Linked DNA regions of Homo sapiens: region 2 is linked to region 1. A link is a loop called in an ENCODE intact Hi-C map of the cell type or tissue named here. Cell type or tissue: Caco-2. All regions are shown on one strand. Each heading gives the region's core, and the rest is flanking DNA. Links, peaks and the distances in the headings are about the cores only.

Region 1 (5,388 bases), core at 114-5,113:
TAACACTCATACATTTTTCCCATTTCGTATCTCTCAGTTGTTACTCAGTTGAGTAACACTCATATACTTTTCCCCTGTTTTGTATCTCTCTGTTATACCTTGAGTAATGCTCATATACTTTTCCCCTACCTTGCATCTCTTAATTAGAAAAATGCCACACATGGTGTTCCAGGCTACTCTCTCAAGAGATTATGTAAGTAATGACTCCTAAACTGGGAAAAGACATACAACTCTGCAGATGAGTTTGAACTCTTTTCTCCTCCCTTCCTCCAGGTGGTTCCTTTCCAAAGATGATATAATTAGCAATAAAGTCAATAAAATCTGGATTTTTTTCTAACTCATCCAAAAACTGTTACCCAGCATGTAGAATAGCTATTAGCAGTCATTGAGCAATGCCCACTCACCCTTTGGAAGGCACTTTTATTTTCTGGTCTCAGCAGCCCAGGAAGAATGACTGTTGGTAGTCATGGGCCTAGTTTAAGAGCAGAGCCACTGGATGCACACCACGTGTGCTCATCAGATCACAGAAGCAGTCATTCTCAGACACAAGGGCCTGCTGAAAGAGAGGACAGGGCAGGATGCTCAGGACAGGACTGTCGAATCTCTAGTTCCCTCTTCCCTGCAGTTACTATCCACATATACATCAGATATCTCTTCTACCTCCAGTAATCCCCCCATTAATGCATATCTTTAAAAAAAAGATACAATTTGAATTTAACTTGGAATATGGATGATCTGTAGCTATATTAGCCAAAATAGGCTAGGTTATGCTGTGGTAGTAGACCACCCCAAAATCTCAAGGACTTACAACCACAAAAACTTATTTCTTGCTCATGCGCCACATTCATCTAGGATCAGCTATGGTTGCACTCCATGTTGCCTTTATTCTAGGACCCAAATTCATAAAGCAATCTCTGCGTGGAGCATAACAGGTATCATTTTAGAAGTGAAAGAGAACTTGGGAAAACACAAGTTGGCTCTTAATGTTTTCACATTGTGGGAAGCAACACATATTACTTATACTCATGGTATTAGCTACCTATTGCTGTATAACAAATCACTTCAAAATGTAGTCATTTATTATCTCACAGTTTCTGTGGGTCAGGAATTCAGGCTGCATGGCTCTGGTTCAAGATCTCTCATGAGATTGTAGCTGAGGCTGCCTCATCTGAAGGCTTGTCTAGGGCTGGAATATCTACTTTCAAAGTAGCTCATTCATAAGGCTGGCAAGTTGTTGCTGGTTACTGGCTGGGGCTTCAGTTGCTCTCCATGTTTGTCTTTTCATGGAGTTGTTTTAGTGTCCTCATACTATAGTTCATGACTTTCCCAGACCAATGATCCTAAATGGGAAGTCAGAAGCTTTGTATAACTTTATCTTTGAAATCACATATTGTCACTCCTGCCATACTCTATTGACCACAGGGCCATCCCTGACTCAGTGTAGAAGGGGGTTACACTAGGGCATGAATGCCTGAAGAAGAGGATCCCTAGGGGCCATTTGGTGACCTCACTCACATTTCTTTGGCCAAAGTAAGTCCTGTGACCAAACCTGACTTCAGTGAAATGGCAATGCACAACCCTCCTATGGAAAGGAAACTGAAGTATTTAGCCAGCTGAAATACCATCTATCATAATGGCTTATAGATGAAGACTCTTTAACACATCACTAGCCCAAAGAGCTTTCTTTTTCCTGTTACTTCTTCTCAAAGTTCTTGCCTCCACCAATAGCACAGCCCAATTATGCTCAATTTTCTTCAATGGGCTCAGGGACCACTTCAATGAAATGAAGGAGATTAAAGATCACTGGTATGATGACACTTAAGTCTCTTCCAGTAAGTCAAGGTTTTGAGAAAGTGTGCTAAGATCAGCTATGTCTGTGTAGAACAGTTGCACACTTTTAGCAGAGCCTCAAGGTAGAGCCTCGGGAGCTAGAAATAGACCCAAGTCAGACTTCAGGCAATGTGTTGGTCAGAAGCTGGTCAAGAGCAGTGAGGCAGAGACCTCAGGGTACAGAGCAGGAAAAAGCAGCAAATCAAACACCAGGAGAACAAAAAGGTGGAACCAGGAGGACATAAGCCTTGAAGGCCAAGCCAAGTCCAATGTTCTTGTGTCATATCAGGAAGTCAAGAGTCAAGGAGGCCAAGAACCAGAGATTCACAGCACCACAGAGACCTCGGTTCTGAGATAAATTCCCATCTCAGTTCTTAGAACCATATTGTCCTTGACCTTATCTTCTAGATGTGTCCCATTCACATTCAGTATAGCCCAAGTATATTTACTGAAACCAAGATTGTGATTTCTACAATTGTTACTACAAAATTGATTTCTATAATTGTTATCACAATACAAAGTTCCGTCTACCATGAGTGCTCAATAAATGTTTATTGATAGTTAACTATTGCCATCCATTCCCATATAATAAAATATATGGGAAAATGTAGCTGTTCAGCATTATCAGGTATCTAGGTCCCGAGAGTTTTGAGTTTCCCTCAGTAACCAAAACAGATGACCTCATTAATGAAAGGAAACTTGAAGAGGCAGGTTAAAGATGGCTAATAATTTTTTGACATTCCTTCTGTAAAGAGATGGGGTTTATTTCTCTTCTCCTTAAATCAGGGAAAGCCTGGCTGTTTTGATCAACAGAGCATGGTGGAAGTCATGCTCGGCCAGTTCAGGTCTTGCCTGCATATACAATAACAGCTTCAAAAAAGTAACCAGATCTACAACTAAGTGACCCCTGCTCTGGCTGAGCAACAGCTCACACACTCCAGAAGTGCATATTAGAAGATACAATGCTTATTTAAGTATTGGAAATCACATTACCATCTAAAGCTCCTGCCTTTATGAGGTATTTGGAGTGTTTTAAGTTAAGAGGGCTGTGATTACAACTGTCTTTAATGTTATTAGCCCCAAGATCTGAGGGTCCACTCACTCATCTGGGCACTTCTGTCATATTACAAAGAAGCTTCATAGACAGCTCTTTCAGCAGTAATGTTCCTTCACCACCATGTAATAAAAGGAAATTAGACAATTGTAATTCCCACATGGAATTTAACCAAGAGGCTCCAGAGTCTCTTACTCCCAACCTACTACCTCAATTCCAGAGAGGATATGGGGGCATGGTGGGAAACTTTTGGACTATAACATAGGATAATCTAATTTGGAAGTTGGTATCTGTTTGAGATCATTTTTTTCTTCCCCTTTTCTTTTTCAACTTCTTGGTAAAGAAGAGATACTTTTTCAACAGCCAAGCAACTGATTCTACCTGACACTGCCAACCCCAACTCAGGCATGGCCCATCCCTGATGGTGGTCTCTCATGGTGGTTCCCAAACTCTGATTCTCAGACAGGTGCTGGGCTGGCTGCATCAGAATCCCCTGGGGAGCTTGTAATGTGGTCTCCAGGCTGCACCTGAGAAGTCTCTGATTGTCCAGGTCTGGGGTCATCCAGAGGATGTATATTTTCCCCCAAGGCTCTCCAGATGATTCTGATGCACAGCCAGGTCTGGAAACCACTGGTTTAGGTGAACATTGGTTCATTTCAATAAATCAAAACCACATGCCAAGACCATATGTTGCTACTGATATATATCAAACCCACTGACACACAGAAGAGTCAATAGTAGTTATGCTAATGCTTAGTAACAATGCTACCCTTTGACTAGGAAGAAGACAACAAACACCCACAACCTTTATTAGTGACTGTGTGTATGTAACAGAAGTTTAAGCAAAAAAAAAAAAGGTGATTTATTATAAGGAAACAAGAGGCTGGGCGCAGTGGCTCATGGCTATAATCTCGGTACTTTGGGAGGCCAAGGTGGGCGGATCATGAGGTCAGGAGTTTGAGGCCAACATGGTGAAACCCCGTCTCTACTAAAATTACCAAAATTAGCTGGGTGTGGTGGCAGGCACGTGTAATCCCAGCTACTCGGGAGGCGGAGGCAGGAGAATTGCTTGAACCTGGGAGGTGGAGGTTGCAGTGAACCGAGATCGCACCACTGCACTCCAGCCTGGGCGACAAGAGCAAGTCTCCATCTCGGGGGGAAAAAGAAAAATTAGCCAGGCATGGTGGCGGGCACCTGTAGTCCCAGCTACCCGGGAGGCCGAGGCAGGAGAATTGCTTGAACCTGGGAGGCGGAGGTTGCAGTGAGCCGAGACCACACCACTGCACTCCAGCCTGGTGACAGAGTGAGACTCCATCTCAAAAAGCAAATAAATAAATAAATAAATAAATAAATAATAAGAAAACATGGCTATCTTACAGAAACCAAGGTCCAGAGCTACATACCAGAAGAAAAAACTAGAATAAAAACTATGCTGTCAGGACCCAGGTCTCTCTTTCTACCACTTTTTAGTTTGTTTTTTGTTGGTTGGTTGTTTTTTAATCTCTGCTTTTGTCATCACCACTCTTTTATTTTATATCTGCAATGTGGCTGTCTCCGCTTCCCTGGACACGTGTACCAAACACAGCGTCCTCAGCCCCTGGTTTGCCATACTTTCTTGTCCTTGTTTCCAACAAGGACAGTCTAGAGACTGGCTGGAGCAGCCAGAGAATGCAAACTGGTGTGCTACAGCAGACATGGCCTGCAACTGTGTTTGCTTTGGACGACACGAATTTTTTTCAAATATAAAATAATTATTTTGAGATTTCATATGAAAACATGAATTCTGGACTTCTGTAAATATCAGAAAAACTGGCAAACTGGGATTACATGTGACAGCAATCGGCTGGAGTTGAATGATGGCCACCTCCTTGGCACAGAGCCTGTGCTCTCCAGTTTGCCACTATCTCTATTGTATCTATCTTGGCTCAGGCTGCTCTAACAAGAATACTGCAGACTGGGTGGTGCAAACAAGAAACATTTATTTCTCACAGTTCTGGAGGCTGGGATGTCTGAGACCAGGGTGCCAGCATGGTTGGTTTCTGGTGAGGGCTGTCTTTCTGGTTCTCTCACATGGCAAAGAATAGAGAGAGGAAGGAATTTCTTTCATGTCTTTTCTTACAAGGTCACTAATTCTATCATGAGGTCTCTACCCTCGTGAGCTAATTACCTCCTAAAGGTCCCATCTCCAGAAACCATCACATTATGGGTTAGGATTTCAACATATGAATTTTGGGGAGTGCTATGGTCTCAAAAACTCATGTGGAAATTTAATTGCCAGAGTAACGGTATTAAGAAGTGATTAGGAATGGATTAATGTCATTATCACAGGAGCAGTTAGTTATTGTGGGAATGGGTTCCTGATAAAAGGATACATTCTGGCCCCCATCCTTTCTTTGTCTTACACGCTTGTTTGCCCTTCTGCCTTCTGCCCTTCACCATGGGATTATGCAGCACAAAGGCCCTCACCAGATGCCAGCACCATCTGGACTTCCCAGCCTCCAGAA
Region 2 (5,388 bases), core at 190-5,189, 110 kb after region 1:
ATTATATGAAAAAGACGCCTACACATGCATGTTTATTGCAGCCCAATTCACAGTTGCAAAGATATGGAACCAACCTGAGTGTCCATTGACTAATGAGTGGATAAAGAAAATGTGATATGTATACACCGTGGAATACTACTCAGCCATAAAAAGGAACAAAATAATGTCTTTTGCAGCAACTTGGTTGGAGCTGCAGGCCATTATTCTAAGTGAAGTAACTCAGGAATGGAAAACCAAATACTATATGTTCTCACTTATAAGTGGGAACTAAGCTATGAATATGCAAGTGCATACAGTGATATAATAGACATAGGAGACAGACGTGGGAAGAGAGTGCCAGATAAAAAAACTACATAATGGTTACAACATCACTATTCAGATGACAGGTGCATTAAAATCTCAGAATTCACCACTATATAATCCATCCATGTAACCAAAGCTATTGAAATTTTAAAAGACATTTTAGCCGTTATTTTTGTGGAGCCATGAACATGATTCAGAGGCTAAATTGTAATAAAAGATTTCTCTTAATGTTCTACTAAGTTGGTTGCTTGGTGTTATCATAACCAGTGTAAAGTGAATGGGCCATAGAAGGCCTTCTTCTATACCAGGGAGAATAGGGAACCTCTTAAGGGTCGTTGTAAATTTTTTGTTGTAATTGCAGGATGAGTGACTTTGAACATGAAAAAAGTAAGAGTCTGTGAATAGATGTGTTATGGAGCTGCTGTTTTTAATTCAGAAAGGGAGGGTGTATAGTAACTGCTTTAATATGTAAAAATCTTTAAAATTTTTATTTGGTCTAAAAAGCATTACAAGTAGAAAACTTTTTTTTTTTTAGTTTCTGTACAGTTAAGTCGTGAGTTGGACAAAGAATTTTTACTGAAGGAAATAGATTATTGGTGGAGACTCAAAGTAGTAAGGGCAGCATTTTGGAGTTCATCCATTGAGCCTTTTTGCATTCAGGTAAAATGAGAGCTAAACTCAGGCCAAATGGAGAGATGGTCAGAAAGAATCCAGTTTTATGTTACTTCTAAGCAACCTGAGCTTAGTATTTGAAAAATCTTCATTCATATTTGTCTATTTCATCTTCATCACAACTTAGAACTTTCTCATATTGTAACACATCTTTATATTTAATATCAATATTGTAATTCCTGCCACAGTGGTTCTTACTTGTTTTTAATCTTTATCATTTTCTCTGTTGGACCTATTTTTAGGACTCTGGTTCATCTTAGCTCCTCATTGTCTGAAGCAGAAAAACTTCTTTCAAGAGGTTCTTTGTGATAAAATAATAAAAACTGATTACACAGCGTTGCACTCCATTATTTACACAGATTTGGGTAATAAAGGAAAAGTGTTTGGTCAGATTCTGGGGACCTAACCAAATATATTAGGAAAGTAAAGAATTCAGCTAAAATTCTTTTAATAAAAATAAATTTACAAAAACTCGGTGTCCATTAAAAAGATTGAAACAAAAAATAGAAATGTATATGGTAAATGTTAACCATTTAGTGTGAAACTACAAGTCCTTTTTCCTGTGTTCATATATATGTCCATAGGTATATGTAAAAGTCAGATCATATCTGTAACTATCCAGCATATTTCCAATTATATGCAAAGCACTGTAGTGTGAAATACGGGGACTGTTTGCACTTTAAAAACTTGTATCATGAAGGCTGATTTTTAAAAATTATAGGCTGGAAATGGTGCAAATATGCTATATATGTTTATATGCTGTATGGGAAGACTGATTTTTTTAAAATTATAGGCTAGAAATGGTGCAGGTATGCTTATATAACTAAGATAACTAAGTTGATGTGCAAGACAGGAAAGAATGGTTGAAATTAAAAACCATAATTTAATATTGATTTTGCACTAATAACCAGACCCAATTTTGGAAATTCCAACTTGTTCATAATGTGCATATACAACAGGAGTTTTGCAGAGTTTTGGCAAAGTATGTGGCAGCCACATGTCTTCACAGAACACTGAAATAATCCTTAGTAAACTCTGGTAACTCTAACTTGTGAACACCAAATTAATAACTCTTAATAATTTAACGTATTTGTTATTGGTAGTTTGCTTTCAGCTTCAGACAATTGGAACTGGCTGAAATACAAAGGAGTTTGCGTGGCTAATCTGATTGAGAAACCAGAAGCTTCAAGGACAATAGGGCAGGGCTGTGTTTGGACTCTGCACTTCTGTGTTTTGCTTTACCCTCATGGTTGCAAAATAACTGCCAGCAGCAGCCAGGGAAATATGCTTCCTTGTTAATAATGTCCAGAGAAAAGAGAGTAGTCTCAGTATTCTCTATTAAAAGTAAGACTATATCAGAAAGGTTCAGGAGCTCTGTCCTTGATTTCACTGCCCAGAATTGAATAAAAATTTGAAATGCAGTTCACTTCTGAGCAAGCCATTAGCTAGGGGGATGGGATTAATCATTCAGGCCCTTTCCTTGTCCTTGCTCTTATTCAGCTAGAGAGAGTTGGAATGGCAACCAGCATGTACTACTACTATGTAAGCCCTCAGTCAAATGTCACAACCAACAGAAGCAACAATTTTGAATCAGCTCTATCCCACTAGTGGCAGGAAGAAAATACTTTGGCAATCACTAGTGTAATGAGAATTGGGCTGAGGATGGACCCTAAGGAACACTAACTTTTAACCAGTAGAGCAAGAGGCCAAGGTGGGTGGATCACTTGAGGTCAGGAGTTCAAGACCAGCCTTACCAATGTGGTGAAACCCCGTCTCTACTAAAAAAAAAAAATACAAAATTAGCTGGGTGTGGTGGTGCAAGCCTGTAATCCCAACTACTTGGGAGGCTGAGGCAGGAGAATTGCTTGAACCTGGGAGGCAGAGGTTGCAGTGAGCTGAGATCAAACCATCACATTCCAGCCTGGGCAACAAGAGTGAAACTCCATCTCCAAAAACAACAACAACAACAACAACAAAAACAAACAAATAGAGCAAGAACGAGGAGCCTGTGAATCCATTTCCTGTTTTAGTCCATATTGCTTCTTTGATATGGAATAAGACAGTAATGATGACTCCAGGATTTTTTTCTTTTGCATTTCTTTTTCCAAGACTAGAGTAAATGCTGGAAACACATTAAAGTTAGAAATAGAGACTTGAATTTATTCTTTAATAAAAAATGTTCCTTGAACATTTAAGTAAAAATGTATCTATGATACAAGCATTTTCTAATTTAAGATAATAGCAAGCAGAAGAAAACAAGTTAAATGTAAATTTTTTTTCTGTTTCCTGCTCTGTATGTAAAGTCAAGAATCTGACCTTTGAGTAAATTTCATCATATTTCTTATCGTAAAATAGATTACAAAATAAATCCTGAGAATAAGTAAACAAACACTTCCCTTTGAATTTCCTGGGGTGGTTTGTATTTCGTTTTTTTTAATTGTGGCTGGTCTTCAGATTCATTCAAAATATAATTTTAAGAGTCCATTTTTTGGGAGTATAATACTGACGGCATTTAGCAATTTATTTTTAATTATGAGCTTCAAAAAACTATTCAGTTTGCTTGAATTCATTAATTTTAACAGCATATGCCATGTTCAGTTTACCCAGTGGCTTTTCTTCATTAAATCTGTGTGTCTCTGGTCACTTTAATGTCAGTAGCTCATCAGTTTCTTCGAAGTGCTGCCCATTAGAATTATGGAAGGAAGGCTGGGCACGGTGGCTCATGCCTGTAATCCCAGCACTTTGGGAGGCCAAGGCGGGCGGATCACCTGAGGTCGGGAGTTCGAGACCAGCCTGACCAACATGAGCAAACTCCGTCTCTACTAAAAATACAAAATTAGCTGGGCATGGTGGCAGGTGCCTGTAATCCCAGCTTCTCGGGAAGCTGAGGCAGGAGAATCACTTGAACCTGGGAGGCGGAGGTTATGGTGAGCCGATATCGCACCATTGCACTCCAGCCTGGACAACAAGAGTGAAACGCCATCTCAAAAAAAAAAAAAAAAAAAAAGAATTATGGAAAGAAAAGAAATATGGAAGGAGTTGTGATTGGATATACTGAGGTTAAAGGATAAAATGAAAAGTGTATCTTGTAGTATATATGAAGGCAGTGTGGTTAGTTACTAGGAAGAACTGCATCCTTGTATGTTTTTTAAAAAAATCTTACAAGTAGTGTTGTTAAAATGTATGACTCAAACTTCATACTCATCTTTACATACATATTTAATATGTTGAAAAAATTATTCTTCTAAAAGGAATAAATGGTTAGGTTTGCTGCCCTGTGTGGGAAGACATCAGTGATTGGAGATTGATTGTGATTAGTAATACATTATGAATGGTAGTGGATTGAATGTTCTACGTGCAAGGACCCTCCTGTCCTTGAGTGATTATAAACAAACACTTGATTTTCGCTTGGTGCTTTACATGTGTAGGAATGACAGACACACTGAACTACTGTTTATCTCTGCATATCTTTTAGACGGTGAGATATTAGCCAACAGACTCAATTCAGGAGACCAGAGTTTTTTTTTTTTCATTTTATTTTGCTGCTGTTCCTCACCTAGTTCCAAAGAGTGGGATAAAGCATTGCATTTTCTATTTCATATTTGCCTCCTCTGAAGTTTGACACTGTAAGTCAGTGGTTCAGGGTCTTCTAGGGGTTTGTTAAAACCCAGATTGTTGGGCCCCCACCTCCAGAGGTTCTGATACAGTAGGTGTGAGGTAGGGGCCAAAAAAGTGCATTTCTAATAAGTTTCCAGGTGATGCTATGATACTGATCCGGGTACTGCCCTTTAAGAGTAGCTACTGTGCACTGTTCACAATAGCAAAGCCATGGTATTAACCAAGGTGCCCATTAATGATGAATAAAGAAAGTGTGGTACACAGATACCACGGAATACTACACAACCATAAAAAGAACAAAACCATGTCCTTTGCAGCAACATGGATACAGCTGGAGGCTATTACCCTAAGCGAGTTATTGCAGAAACAGAAACCAAAATACCACATTTTCTCACTTGTAAGTGGGAGCTAAACATGGGGTAGGTACCACATGGATATAAAGATGGGAACAGCAGACACTGGGGACTCCAAAACGGTCAGGAGGAAGGAGAGCAAGGGTTAAAAAATTAGAGATCAGGTACCGTATTCACTGTTTGGGTTATGGGTTCAATAGAAGCCAAAACTTCAGTATCATGCAATATATCCAGGTAGCAAACCTACATATGTACCCTCTGAATCTAAAATAAAAATTAAAAATTTACAAAAAGAATTACCATTGTGAAAACTCTTATTTTTTATTTATTTTTTTGAGACGGAGTCTTGCTCTGTCGCCAGGCCAGAGTGTAGTGGCGCGATCTCAGCTTACTGCAACCTCCGCCTCCCAGGTTCAAGCGATTCTCCTGCCTCAGCCTCCCG

What was found. A loop is a pair of places that touch in the nucleus more often than their neighbours do. Peaks named below come from ENCODE experiments on the same cell type or tissue, not always from the same donor. Only the 100,000 strongest peaks of a DNase experiment are listed, where the experiment ranks them.
Region 2: it touches region 1 in a loop (21-fold over the local background); 1 of 110 quality-filtered maps calls a loop at or near these places.

What each region holds. Positions count from the first base shown.
Region 1 is chr1:167,181,638-167,187,025 of GRCh38, forward strand. LINC01363 (long intergenic non-protein coding RNA 1363) reads right to left here. Exons shown (of 4, transcript NR_110811.1): 3 at 405-556. Among named protein-coding and RNA genes, the nearest start is that of LINC01363, 11 kb to the right of the region's middle. In Caco-2, for the core only: no CTCF peak of the experiment used is centred there; no DNase peak of the experiment used is centred there.
Region 2 is chr1:167,295,203-167,300,590 of GRCh38, forward strand. The region is part of intron 1 of POU2F1 (POU class 2 homeobox 1); the gene reads left to right. Among named protein-coding and RNA genes, the nearest start is that of POU2F1, 77 kb to the left of the region's middle. In Caco-2, for the core only: no CTCF peak of the experiment used is centred there; a DNase peak (open chromatin) is centred at 2,199.